Linked DNA regions of Homo sapiens: all the other regions are linked to region 4. Evidence: chromatin contacts called from ENCODE Hi-C or POLR2A ChIA-PET data. All regions are on one chromosome and are shown on one strand. The core of a region is the stretch at or near the end of the contact, and the rest is flanking DNA. Distances in the headings are between cores, read along the strand shown.

Evidence for each region. Hi-C counts contacts between places; a loop is a spot of excess contacts on that map. ChIA-PET counts read pairs that join two places held with the same protein, here RNA polymerase II (POLR2A). Pooled maps may share reads with other maps.
Region 1: a loop to region 4 is called in a pooled map, with 4 times the contacts of the local background. The contact joins the promoter of NEK1 here to the promoter of KLHL2 in region 4. A Hi-C loop is called at or near these places in 9 of 50 pooled maps.
Region 2: a pooled map shows a loop between it and region 4 (4-fold over the local background). The contact joins the promoter of MFAP3L here to the promoter of KLHL2 in region 4. A Hi-C loop is called at or near these places in 4 of 50 pooled maps.
Region 3: a loop to region 4 is called in a pooled map, with 4 times the contacts of the local background. The contact joins the promoter of DDX60 here to the promoter of KLHL2 in region 4. A Hi-C loop is called at or near these places in 6 of 50 pooled maps.
Region 5: a map of CD4-positive, alpha-beta memory T cell shows a loop between it and region 4 (11-fold over the local background). The contact joins the promoter of DDX60L here to the promoter of KLHL2 in region 4. A Hi-C loop is called at or near these places in 1 of 168 maps with a recorded cell type or tissue (CD4-positive, alpha-beta memory T cell) and 6 of 50 pooled maps. POLR2A ChIA-PET finds 5 or more read pairs at or near these places in 1 of 52 experiments (activated T-cell).

Annotation. Positions count from the first base shown.
Region 1 is chr4:169,611,157-169,613,856 of GRCh38, forward strand. It overlaps NEK1 (NIMA related kinase 1), which reads right to left and starts at 1,427. Exons shown (of 36, transcript NM_001199397.3): 1 at 1,066-1,427; 2 at 864-987. RefSeq lists enhancers at 900-1,019, 1,440-1,499.
Region 2 is chr4:170,024,965-170,027,676 of GRCh38, forward strand. It overlaps MFAP3L (microfibril associated protein 3 like), which reads right to left and starts at 1,431. Exons shown (of 3, transcript NM_021647.8): 1 at 1,270-1,431. RefSeq lists silencers at 1,239-1,328, 1,409-1,808, 2,267-2,336 and enhancers at 1,808-2,527, 2,517-2,656.
Region 3 is chr4:168,317,313-168,320,067 of GRCh38, forward strand. DDX60 (DExD/H-box helicase 60) reads right to left here and starts at 1,440. Exons shown (of 38, transcript NM_017631.6): 1 at 1,310-1,440. RefSeq lists an enhancer at 1,374-1,703.
Region 4 is chr4:165,206,258-165,208,957 of GRCh38, forward strand. KLHL2 (kelch like family member 2) reads left to right here and starts at 1,304. Exons shown (of 15, transcript NM_007246.4): 1 at 1,304-1,645. The coding sequence starts at 1,620. RefSeq lists an enhancer at 925-1,425 and a silencer at 956-1,605.
Region 5 is chr4:168,479,051-168,481,807 of GRCh38, forward strand. It overlaps DDX60L (DExD/H-box 60 like), which reads right to left and starts at 1,442. Exons shown (of 38, transcript NM_001012967.3): 1 at 1,327-1,442. RefSeq lists an enhancer at 1,461-1,700.

The DNA.
Region 1 (2,700 bases), core at 177-2,676, 4.4 Mb after region 4:
GCAAAATTTACTTGGAATACAATGTCAATGTACTATTCACACGACCTCAAAAGAACTTCTGTGGTCAAGTCCGACGACCTTTATTAAATTCCTGACAGTGACTTTTAACGTGAAAAAAACCTGTTTTCCCACAAAATAGGCTCCTTACATTTCACCTAGAACAATGGATATTTTAAGTGAAACAGATCTGTAGAACCTCTAAAACCAGACAAATGTAAACTAGAAACAAGGAGTTACTTCTCTCCAAATTTGGCTCCCCTCCATCAGCTCTACAATACTGCTGCATCATAAAAAAAGGTCATTAACTTAGATTGGATGCCACTTTTAATCCTTCATAAACATTTCTAATGAAACATACCAAGGCAATAAAAAATATTTCTGCTTCCTAAAGCAGATCTTAAAGAACAAAAAATAGGCCTGCAAAAAAAGTTATGATAAACTCTTAAAGTAGTACAACAATTAATGCCTTACATATGGAAACTGTGTCAAATCATGGAAACAGAAATCTAAGATTACAGGGTAACCAGCTAACTACTACTCATATTCGCTTCCTAATTAAAATTTATCAGTAATTTAAGATTGGACACAACATAAGCAATGCAAATGCTTGCTTATCCATACTAAGATTCCTATTATTTTAATCCCATTACCGCTCTAGTTTTTAAAAATACCGTAATGTCCAAGAATCGCTTTGTTAATACAGAGTGTCTTAGAGAATTAACATTTAAATGAGATTAAGGTATTTTCCCTGCAAACACTTAAGGTATCTGTGTAATCTCAATATAAGCAGTTCTACGCACATCTCATTTCCAGGATGATTTTTACCATTTTGCATGTCATTCCTTCCCCCAAGTGGAACTCACCTCAGTGACACAGGACGTTAGTAGGAATAACGGTGATGACTAATAAGCATCAGTCTAGGTGTGGCAGTCTTCCTACGGGGCTTAATAAAGCAGAGGTACCATCCCGCATTTTGAAAATGACATCCTGAAAGAGAAACCAAGACTGTCTAACCAGCAGCAGCTCACAGTCCAGACTGAAAGGGGGCACTGAGACTCTCCACACCTGACACTCGTCTTCAGTTGATACCACGGGTTTGACTCCGTCCTGTCTCGGGCGACGCCCGTAAGACAGGTCGACACTACCCCGACGAAACAAACAAACTGGTTTCTGAGCCCCGTAGAAACGGCGGGGTGCAGCAGGGGGAGTGCCTCCGTTACCGCCTCTCCAACTTCACAGAGGTCGTTGCTAGTGGCCACGGCGGGGTGGGGACGGGCGGCGTTCGGGACTGGGAAGCTACTTGACTGCCACGTGCTCCTGCCTCGCAACAGCGGCTCTAGATTCCGAGTTATGGGGACAACTGCTCGAGAGGCCAGGGTAGGGTAAGGACTCCGCAACCTAGGGTCCCAAAACCCTGGAGCGAATGCGGACTAAGGGAGAGCGGCCGGCGCGTCACCGGCGCTGGCGTGTGACGTCAGCGCGTGGAAGGCGGCACGCAGCGGAGGCGGCTGGGAAGGAGCAGTGAGGCTGGGCTAGAACCGTAGGGTCGGGCGGGGTGCTGTGCGAAGGGGCGGGCGGGGTGCTGTGCGAAGGGACGGGAGGGGCGGGCTCTGCAGGCGGGAAGACAGAAAGGACGAGACGGGAGAGATGAAAAGGATGGAGAGAGTGTAAAGCTGTTAAGAGTCATGCAGAGATGCGGGAGAGAACTCACTAGTTGAAACCAATTTGGAATATAAAGCATATAAAATTTTCCCACAGCTACTACACCGAGAAAGGGACTTTTTTATTTTACATGAAAGCGCACTACTTAGGGATGCCACATTTTAAAGAGCAATTTTGCTTTAAAAAGCAAGTCTTTTCCTATTATATCTTGGATGGTTGAAACAGAAGAATGTTTAAGTCTTGAGATATTTTTAAAAAGCTGTATGGGGTTTTCTACACCTTTACATCTAATGTATGTATAAATTACTTGTCTGTATGTTGAAGGGTTTGGAAATGTACAGCAGTCTAAGTACATTTTTTCACTGCAGGACTGGCGAAGGTAGGAAGAGATTCCCCTAAAACTATAATAAGGGATATCATCTGGCGTCATCCTGAGTGGCCCTACTCAGGGCAACTTTATTCCTAGGGACATTGAAAGATTTTGGCGGCTTTGCCAGACGATGGCGCTGCAAGTCACCCAACCTGAAAAGCTGGAGAGTTTGTTTTATCTCCTCTTCAATCGCCATACAGCTACAAAAGACTTATTTTCCTCATTCTTTCTACTTCTAGTCTACACTCCTGTGGGCCCTCCTACCCCCAGTTAGTAGGAATTATCATGTCTGAATGCACAATTGTAGTTCTACCCACATCCTTTTGTACATCAAAGTGAAGTGAAATGTTGCCAATTACTAATCTAAGCAAATTCTTTTTGCTGCTTACAGGAAGAATGGCTAGTCAGCTAACCTCCTTAGATAATTCTTTAGGCTCATGTCATAAACTATTGGTAGGACTACAAACTGCTACAGTCTTTCTAGAAGGTATGCTAGCAGTATGCATATCCTTTGACTCAGCAATTTAACTTCTGGAACAAGTGAGCAATGATTTATATACAAGGATAACCGTTATTGTTTATAACCAGAAAAACTAGAAATACTGTAAATGTATAACAATAAAGAATTGATTAAATTATAATATATCCAAACAATGAAATACTCTAAA
Region 2 (2,712 bases), core at 181-2,680, 4.8 Mb after region 4:
AACCCACTAAGTGGTACTTATAGAAAAGAGGCTTGAGAATTTAGCTTTAGTTAGCAGAACTAGTTCCCACTAGAACAGGATTGTTTATCTTGCCCCTATTAGATACAATAATCCTAATAGTGTTAATGGTACTAAATGTTTTAGGAATAAACAACTGTAGAAACCACACTGGGACCTACAAATTGCACTTTCTGTGTAAGTAAAATGTCAGAAGAACTACACTGTTATAACTTACGGTCTCATGAAACGACATTTTTTTCCATCTTGTATTTCATCTTGAAGGATTTTACTATGTTCAGCATAGTAGCAACTGAAAAAAATGTGTTTCATCTAGAAACAAAAGTGAGAAAACTACAAAAAACACTGAGCTTCTGCAATGCTCGGTTTCCAAGTTTTTAACATTAAATCGAAGATAACGCAAAATAAAGATTGCCACAGTAACCAAACTTTTCTGCTAAGTATCCTTAAAAATAATGACAGTTCGATCGTATCTTAACTGTTTTCTACAATGTGAGCAGATAATACACCTACAAACCTTTTTTTGCTACCTTGCTTTATAAAGCTTGCAAGTTTTTTTTTCAGGGCTGGAGAAGACAGCTTAATGATCAAGCTTAAAATAAATCGGTTCTGCAATCACTCTGTATTTTAATCCGATGAAGCACGTTTCCCCATTCCACGCCATGAAGCAATTCGATGTCAACTTGTTATGGAGTCAAATGCGACAAACTCCGAGAGCTTCAGTAGCGAGGCGGCGGCTCGCAGCACCCACAGCCGCCCGCACTCCTGCGGCATCAGGACACGGCGCCCTCCCGACGCGGAACCCGCATTCACGTTCTCCGGAGCCCTGGCCAGCGCACGCTCCTCCCTGTCCGGGTAAACTGAGGCACAGCGATGAGAGAGATCCAGAGCCCAGCGAAAGCCCCCACGGCTGTTCGGCGTCCCCTTCCCCCACGACACCTAGGAGGCTCGCCGGCAGCTGGCAGTGGATTCCGCGCTCCTCGCCCTCGGAAGGTTACGGTTCGAGCCCAGGATGCGGCAGTCCCCAAACGGCCAGCCCCCGCCCCGCACGGATCTCGAAGCATCCTGCGACCCCCTGGAGCCCGCTGCCCGGACCCTGCGGCGTCTCGCAGCGCAGCCTCCGCCGCAGTCTCAGCCAGCCCAAACACCCGAAAGTTCGGCGGCCCCGGCGCCGACTCGGCCGCCGACCCGGTGCGGGGCTGGCTCCCACCCGTGCCCCTCCGCCCCGGCCCGCCGGGGGCCCCCGCTAACCTGACACCGCCGCGCCACTCAGGTGGCCGCCGTGCACCCCTCGCCATGGCCAGCCCGACAGCGGCCGCTGCGCCGCACTCTGCGCCGGACGCCCGGTAGCGCCTACTGCGGGCGAGCCGCCTCCGCCGGCGCCTCACAGCGTTGCGAGCTGCGCCGCCGGCTGCCGGGAGCGCGGAGCTTCCCACCTACAGGAGCCTGGGCCGGCCGGGGCCGAGCATGCCCAGTGCGGCTCGCCGGGCGGCGCGGAGGCGCGGGTGTAGCCGCCGGGTTTTCGCGGCAGCCGCGGGCGGGGGCAGCGGGGCGGGCGGTGCGGCGCGAGCCAGTCGGTGCTGCGGAGCGGCCCCGCGGAGGAGCCACCGGAGGCTGTAGTTGCCGGGGAGTCCCGCATTCAGTCCGCTCAGCCTCTGGGCCGGGCCTCGGCGGCCCCCAGAGCCCCACACCCGCAGGCCCAGGGCCTCCGCGGCAGCGCGGGACTCTCACTCCGCTCTCTCTCCCGCCCGGGGCTTCCACCGCAACTTCTGTGGGCGTCGCATCGCACGCGTGTTCAAGGACACCCAGGAAAAGGCTTCTTAGGGTCCCATCCTGGGGCGCTAAATGGGAACCAGTCAACCCACCCCCAAGCCTACCCTGTCTCCTTGCAATCAAATGCAATCACGAGCAAACCACCTTGCTTCCGAAAGCTTCTCAGGCCTTCCCGGGCGACTGCGCTGTAAGTCTTAAACGTCTCTTAAAGCAAAGTCCACAGATGGAAGAGTCTGGAAAAAAACCCAGCGGGCCGTTCCCTGGTGACTTTCTGAGTGGTGGGGTTCCAGGAATTTTTTTTTCATTTTCTTTAAAAATATTATTTGTAATTTCCACGTTTTTTCTAATGAACCATAAGTTGATTTTTTAATTAAAAAGTAGAGTACTCTAAAATTATTAAGTACCTACAGAAGTTTCGCTACACGATCCTGCAATGTTAGTGGCTTCTTCTCCTCCTTATCTCCCTTTTTTTTTTTTTTTTTTTAATTTTAAAAGAGAACAGAGACTCTCAATTTCTGGGGCGGGACCAGGCTCCTTCCCCCGGCTTTTTAGTGCCCGCCCTCTTGGCCACACCCCACTCCGGCCTTTTTACTCCCGTACCGCCCTCTTCCCGGTGGGTTGCTGCGAAAACCCGGAAAGGTGGACTTTCCACATTGACGCTCCCGGCGGCTCCGGCAGCCAGACTGGGCATGTTCCGCCGCCGGGTCAGGCATTGCTGTGCCAAGAGAGGAGCTTTAGCAACTCTCAGTCTCTCTGCTCCTCTCTGTTCCTGGCAAACTGGCAAAGTAGTGCCTCTGACCCCACGCCCCGAGGTCGGACCTGCAGAAGTGGGTCAGGACCCGACTGAGCATGCTCCGGGCAGTGCCAGGCTGCCGCACGCGGCTGCATCTGGTTGCCCAAGGTTGATGTAGCCGCGGTCTC
Region 3 (2,755 bases), core at 190-2,689, 3.1 Mb after region 4:
AGAACCTTATAAGGCTTATCCTCCAATCACAGTAGTGTCAGAACCATATTCTGATTCAAACAATCTTAAAAAGGAAGAAGAAAAGAAGAAGGGAGGAAGAGAAATGGAAAAGAGAAAAAAGGAGGGAAGAGGAAAGGCGCAAAGGGGAGGTAAAGAGGAAAAAAATGGGGGCAAGGGAAGGGAAAGGAAATCATGGATTCTGTATTGGAACAGAATGGTGGAGCTACTTGATGAAAGGCATCAAGCTCCTGAAACCCTGCCTGGAGAAGAGCTGGTGGGTTAAAATGGCTTCCAGTACCCGGTATAACCCTCTCCCCTTGAGTGTGGACAGGACCTGTGAATTTAATGGCATAGTCTCTTTAATGATTCGGTTATATTATGTAAGACTTCATCATAGTAGACTCGGGAGATTCCCCCAAAGAGGCTTATACCTTCTTTAAAGGTACCCTATACCTTCTTTAACGGTATAAGCCACCTTGTTGTGAGAAGGCCACTGTAGCTAAGATCTCAGGGTGAAATCTAAAGACATGGGAACCCCCAGCCAACAGCCAGCAAGAAAGCAGGTAACCTCAGTCCTTTAGCTGCAAGAAACTGAATTCTTCCAACAACCTGAATGAGCATCCATGGTGTCCCATGAGGCCACAGCTCTGACACCTTGATTTCAGCTCGATGAGATGCTGAACAGAGAACTCACTTTACCCATGCCTGGGCTTCTGATCCACAGCAATTGTAAAATAATAAACTTGTAATGTTTTAAGCCACTATACCTGCCCCTTGACCAGGAATAAATTAAGTTACTGGAGTAGGAAATAAATTTCTATTGTCTTAAGCCACTGAAATTTAAGGGTGCACAGAAATTACCTGGGGGAATCTTATTAATAAACGCAGATTCTGATTCTACAAGTCTGGAGCAGGGATTGAAGGTGGAAGCTTCTTGCTGCTGTCAATGTACAGGTTTTACTGGCTGTGCTTAGATATGATGTCCCTTAATTTCTCCTCAACCTCCATTACCCAGCTCCCACCTTTGACGGGGACTCCTTAAATGCCTAACTAAGCACTCCTCTCTGTCTCAGACTTCAGGCCTTTCGCGGTTGTCCCTTTCCTCCGCCCCTCCCCACGCCCGGCCTTCCGGGCCAGCAGGGGGCCCGTGCGCCACGGCCTTGCGATCCCAGGAGGTTCCCCAGATTCCCGCGCCCCGAGCCCAGCACTCCTGGGCCACCTCCCTGTCCGGTCCGTTGAAGAAGACCTAGAACTCCCGCTAGACAGCTCCGCCCCAGGCTCTTCCCAAGGGACATCCCCGGCTCCTCACCGCGGACTCAGGACCGGTGGTGTCCAAAGACCCGCGAGCTGCGCGCCCCGCGGGGAGGGAGTGAAACAGAGACCTAGCGCAGAGCCCAGGTGGAAGTTCCAGGTTACCCCAGACCTGGCCTAGGACTCGGCGCTCTGAGCCACCGCAGCCAGTCTTTTATGCATCCGGCGGGAGTTTCGGTTTCCTTTCTCCTCTCAGAAGCACTTAGGTTTCAGTTTCCCTTCAGCACGAATTAGGCGAGGCACTTTCGTGGAAAGTTTAGCATCCTTCCCTTCAATCAGAATCTTAAGAAGGGGAGCATGGCGAGACGTTAGTTAAAAGGTATGAAGTTACAATAGCTAGGAAGAACCAGTTCTGGTATTCTATTCTGCAGTAGGGTGTGTATAGTTAACAATAATGCATATTTCAAAATAGCTAGAAGAGAGAATTTTGAATATTCTCATCACAAAGAAATAGTAAAGTTTTGAGGTAATAGATGGGCTAATTATCCTGATTTGATCATCACACAATGTATACATGTATTGAAACGTCACATTGTACCCCAAAAATATATACAATTATTATGCGTCAATTAAAAATAAAATGAAACTAAAAAAAACCTTAAAAGAGAGAGACAAAGGCAATAAAAATGGGCTTTGGAATTTGGGCATAAATATAGAGTAAATTGAGGCAGAAAAATTTGTAACATCTAAACAAGATAAAATCAAGAAGAGTTAGAATTTAGAAATTGATAAAATGTAAAAGACACTGTGGAATCTGAAACCCCACAATGAAATTGGAGATCTTGCTGCTTCTACTTGTATGCAAAAAGAAAAAAGAAAGTATGTAACAATACATGAACTTTGAGTTTCTGTTATGAGAAGCTGATGATTACTGTTCTGTATAAACTGTAATTGGTACTTTCATGGGCCAAGAATCAACATTAAAAAATAAATTGAAAATGCAGAATGGTCACATTTATTTGTGCCTCAAATTGATGAAATGTTCTCTTAATTTTTGCCTGTTGATACTTGCAGTGTGGGTTTCGATACTCATCTCCTTTCCTTTCAGTGCCCTCGTATGCTTGATTTCATTAATGCTATAAATATGCATTCATATATTGGAAATAGAAGAGGGTGTGGAGGAAAGACAGCAGTGAATTTGGGTAATCAGCATGATAAGAAGCCACAGGCTGCTTTGTCTACAAGGAAAGGAAAGAGCCAAGGTCCAGGCACTGCTCCACAGGGAACACAGAACAGAGAGAGTAGTGAATGATACTTTGTCTTGTGAAAAATTAGAGAGTCAAGTTGTTAAAAGAGGGGGATATGGGGAAGGAGGACATTTCTCACATCCATCAGACAATTACTTGTTTATTCATTTGTTTAGAAATTCACGTGTTTGTTAGTGATGAGATTAAGAAAGAAAATAAAAGACTCTAGAATTTAACACATGATTGGTCTTAAATCA
Region 4 (2,700 bases), core at 54-2,553:
GAACTCCCGACCTCAGGTGATCGGCCCGCCTCGGCCTCCCAAAGTGCTGGGATTACAGGCGTGAGCCACGGCGCCCGACCTCTGTCCTTCTTTTTGTGGGATATTTTCAAACAAATCCCAGAAAAGTCATCCTTTTAATGATCAGATCAAGCTACTCACCACTTTCTAATTGCTTCTAATCTCAGTAAAAGCCAAGTCCTTTATCACGGCCTGCAAGGCCTGGGTGATCTGTGATTACTCCTCGCCACACCCATTCCTGCCGCCGTCCTCCTGACCTCACTCTGCTTCATTAGAGGGTCTCCCACCCTCGCGGCCCCAGCAAGCATCATCTGGAAAGCTTGTTAAAGCACACGCTGCTGGGCCCCACCCCCAGAGTTTCTGGTTCAGTAGGGCTAAAGTGGGACTGGAAAATTCGCATCTCTAACAAGTTCGCAGGTGCTACTGCTTCCAGCGGGCATACTTGGAGAACCACCAGCTGCACTGTTCTCCTTCCCGTTCCTCAACAAGGCAGGCAGGATCTTGCTTAGCAGTCTCCACGCTGCTCTTCCCTCTGCCCTAGGCATTCTTTGCATTACTCAAAGCCCCTGTTATTCCATCTCTTTAACTCATGCCTTTTGAGAGGCCTTCTCTGACCACTCTTTCTAAAATCTCTTTCCCTCTCCTCATCCTCATTTATGTTTCTTCATGGTAAGCATCACTTACTGTTTCCGTCACCCCGTCTAGATGGACAGCTCCACAAGCAGAAAGACTTGGTTTTGCTGTCACAGCCGCAGCACTAAAACCTTGCTTAGCAGGTGCTCACTTCACTTGTCCAAGGAATGGCTAGCATACTGAGGAGGGAGAGCCTGCTTCCTGCCTGGGACACTGGACAGGCAAATCACTTCTTCTTGCCTCAGTGCCACCCTTTGTAAGGACACTGGTTGGTTATGCCTACCCTTCCCATCTCCCTGGGTACAGGCACAAATGAAAAGAATAACGTGTACACGCCCGCGAAGCAGAGCAGCAAGTGGATACCGAGCATTATTACGCCGTGCGTTCGGCCGCCCTTTTTCTGCACGGAGAACCCCCTCCGCTCCCATTTTCCAGCGCCCCCGTCCCGGCGATCCAGAGACCCGCTGTGGGCGGCCGCCGCCCGCGTCCCGGCCTGCGGGCCAGCGTCTGGGCACGCCCGCCCCGCACCCGGCTGGCGCCCGCCCGCCCGCCTCCAGAAGCAGAAGCGGCAGCGGCAGCGGCAGCAGCAGCAGCAGGAGGAAGGGGAGGCGCCGAGGGAGGGGTACTCGGCCGCCGCGGGAGGCCGCATCGCAGTCCCGTCACAGCGTCGGCGCCGGCCGGGGCCGAACCCGGAAGTGGCCGAGCCCGCGCGCCCGCCGGTCCCGTCGCCGCCGCCCCGCACTCGGGCGAGCGCGGGAGCCGCGCAGTAGACGGAGCGCGCCCGGCCGAGCGGGCCATGGCCGCGGGGGCCGCCGCCGCAGGTGGTGGCGCGCGGTGAGGAGAGCGCGGCGCCCCCTCCGGGGCGGATGGAACGCGGCTCGGCGGGCGGGCAGTGCCGGCGTCCGCGGCTGGAATGGTGCTGGCTGTGTTGGTCGGTGCCTGCGTTCTGAAGCCCGAGAGGAGCCACAATGGAGACGCCGCCGCTGCCTCCCGCGTGAGTGAGCGGGCGGGCGGGCTGCGCCGCTGCGGATAAGCGCGCCGCTGCGGCGCGTGTCGCCGGCCGCGGGCGCAGCTCTGGGGACAGCCGCCGGGGCCGGCGGGAGGTGGGAGATGCGGGGCGTGACGAGGCGCTGTGCCCGCAGTCCTGAGCGGACGCGGACGGAAACTCAGCCTGGCCAGGCGGTGACTTAAAACGCTGCCCAGGATTTCTGGGGAAGGGTCTTCCCCATCTCGGGCGGATAGAAGATTCGGGGTGGGGCTGTGCATGGGTGACCCTGCAGGTCCTGTGTGTACCTCCCTGAAATGCATGGGCACCTGGTGCCGAGTTTGCCTACCCCTTTATAAGAGATCAGGCTAGGATGCACTGAGTCCGTTGAAAAAAGGAAACTGGAAAGTACCAGTCACCCGCTGTCTAAATGAATTGATCTTAGGTTGCTTGATTCCCCGAATTTCTAACAAAATTAATATCTGAGGAGCTTTTGCATCACTCTAAATGAGCGGCGGCCGTTCAGGGCATGTGACCTCTTTTACCTGGCACTGCAGAACGTTTTATCCAGAAATCAGCATCTTCTGTTTCGTTCGTACCTCGGGCAAATTAGTAGCGTATCGACCTGCCAGGCACAGGTGTCTTTTTTCTTTGGTACCCAAGTACATTCAAGATCACTGGCAACAGAATTACTTTCTAGAAATAATAGCTGAAACATTATGTAGAAGACATTATTGCATTATTCAGAACAAGGGTTTTTTTTTTAAATTTTAGTTTTTAGTTTTAAAAACATCTTGGTAAAAGTGAACTGTAAATACCCAGGAGTTTCGAAAATTTCAATTTTGGTTCCCTCTTCTCTTAGGAAGGAACAAGAGTCCTTTGAATCTGACTTTTCAAATCGCAGACAAACCTCATCCTGAAGAATGGTTTACCTTTTCATGAGAGCTTATTCATGGAGGCTTGTCGTTCTCCGGTCAAATTTGGCAAGCTTCACTCCATGCCGATTGTACCGCACCAGTCTCTTGTGGTTATTTGGCAGAATTCCAGCCAAAATAAGGATACTT
Region 5 (2,757 bases), core at 192-2,691, 3.3 Mb after region 4:
TTTTAAAGTGTATGGATCTAGAGATAGACAGATGATGGATCGATGGATGGACGGATGGTTGGATGGCTGGATGATGGATGGATGGATGGATGGATGGATGGATGGATGGATGGATAGAGAGATAGGAGCTATAGACAAAAACTTGTCTCTTTGTAGAGTATCAGGAAGGATTCACACTAAACTATCCCCAATATCTTTGGGATAGAAGGCGAAGAGCCTTGGAAGCATAACTCACCCTCATTTATTTTAGTACCCTCAACTCTCAGCACCTGAGTTCCACCAAACTTCAAACTGCAAATCTTAGATTGAATGGTATGTTACTGTTTTCAGGAGAACACTCGAAATCATGAAGGTCTGTATGTCGTTGATGTTATGGTTTGGACTTCTTATTGTGTCTTTAAAGGACTTGCTTCTGTTTGGTTCTGACCGCTTTTTCTAGCAGTCATTAGGAGCTTTCATAATCCTTAAGGCCCCATCACGGATGATGTCAGCTTCTTTGATTATGGAAAACCTTGAGAAGTTTATTATAAATTTATCAATGTAACTTTGTAAACAAAAGAGAAGCGGGAAAAAAGAACAAAGTACCTTTCCAGAGAAATAGTAAAACCTTATTTCCGCTATTAAGAGCTTAAATCCGGCCGGGCGCGGTGGCTCACGCCTGTAATCCCAGCACTTTGGGCGGCCTAGGCGGGCGGGTCACGAGGTCAGGAGATCGAGACCATCCTGGCCTAACATGGTGAAACCCCGTCTCTACTAAAAATAAAAAATAAAAAATAAAAAAAAATTAGCCGGGCGTGGTGGCGGGTGCCTGTAGTCCCAGCTACTCGGGAGGTTGAGGCAGGAGAATAGCGTGAACCCGGAAGGTGGAGGTTGCAGTGAGCAGAGATAACGCCACTGCACTCCAGCCTGGGCGACAGAGCGAGACTGACTCAAAAAAAAAAAAAAAAAAAAAGCTTAAATACAAGACGGAAAAAAGGGAAGCGGCTTGCTGCCTGTCAATGTCCAGGTTCGAATGGCTGTGCTCAGATGTGGTGACCCTTACTTTCTCCTCAGCACCCCAGATCCCCAGGCCCCCTCGGGTGCAGAGGACCCGTTAAATGCCTGAGCACTCTCCTCTCTCACGGTGGTTGTCCCTCTTCCCTACCTCTCCGCGAAGCTGCCGCCCGAGCCCAGTGGGCGCCCCAGCTTCCCTCGCCCGGCGCGCACGAAGCCACCAGGCCACCTCCCCGCCCGGTCCATCTGGATGTTGAAGGAATCCTAGAACCCCCGCGGGACAGCTCCGCTCCAGGGTCCCTAGCGACACCCGACGTCACCCGCAATCCTCACCCCGGCCGCCGAACCTGCTAGGTCCAAAGAGCTTCGGAGCTGCACGCCCCGCGGGGAGGAGGTGGAGCAGAGGAGACCGAGCGCAGAGCCTGGCGTCGGACTGGGCGCTCTGAGCCACACAGCAGCCAGCGCCTGAGTTTTTATCTAGGGAGTTAGTTTCGGTTTCTTTTCTCCACCGCGAGGCCTTTTCGATTTCCGCAGTTTTCTGGAGGTAGAATATAGGTCTGCATTGGTTTACTCTGAGAATCTTAGGGAAGTAATAGTAGAAGCGATGATATGCTATCTGGGACATGCATGTAATTGTAAAGGGAAAGAAAGCAGAGAAATCTGGGACTCTAAACAAGGAATTGAGGCTGAGAGTAAATGCAGCACGCTAAGCACTATGAAAGTCTGCGGTGAGGTGTGGCGTTTTTCTTTTCTGGCAAGGTACTGGACAGGCAAAAATGGAGTAAAAAAGGATTAGGGGCTTTGAGTTTCTGTCCTAAGAAGTTCATTTTATGAAAAATTTCCAATAGTATAACTGTCCAGTGTGAACATTTGAAAGACCAATCATCTATCACAGAGAATTTAAATTGAGAAGAAGAATGCTCTTTAGTTTTGTCATCAAGCTCATTAATGTTTGAAATTCGAGTTTCAACCCCAGCCCATCATGGTCTTTAGTGCTCCAGACGCTTAATTCCATGACGTTATGCATGTGCAGAATATATTGAGATTCAAGGTGGTGGTGAGGGTGCCCCAGTAACGGCATGGGGTAATAAATGGAGAGAAATCGAAACCGGAAGTTCTGTCTTCAAGAAAAGGAAAGGGTGGAAGTGACTTGTTCACAATAGAAAGAGCCCAGAAGAACAAAGTTTTTTCTCAGACTCTGGAATATAAAGTGGCTTCGAAAAGGAGGTGAAAACATTGCTCACTTCTGTCAGGATTTTTCTTTAATTTTATGTTTGGTTGAAAATAGTTATGATTCTCTTTCTCAATGAGGATGACATTGAGAAAGAACCTGAAATGACTCATGATTAAGTCATGAGTTCATCTCAGATGAATTCCTCTCTAGCATCTGATACTGGACCTTTGTATCATAAGAATGCATTTGCTAGCAGCAGAAAATTGGGCTTTGCTGTAAAAGCATTCATTGAGCTTTTTATGTGCCAGGCAATAGGCTAAGCCCTTAACATGTATTATCACATTAAATCTCACAGAAATCCCATGAGCAACTTTACTGTTGCTATTTTATGGATGAGGTAAATAAGGCTTAGAGAATTCAATTACTTGTCGATGACCCTACAGGTAGTTAATGGTAGCCAAGACTTCAAAATTTAATTCCAAAGATAATATCTACAATATTCTCTGTATATATTATCTCATTCCAGTTCTTTTAAATACTACAGTGTCATTATTCCTCCCCCAAAGCACATACAATTTAATGGGGATTTC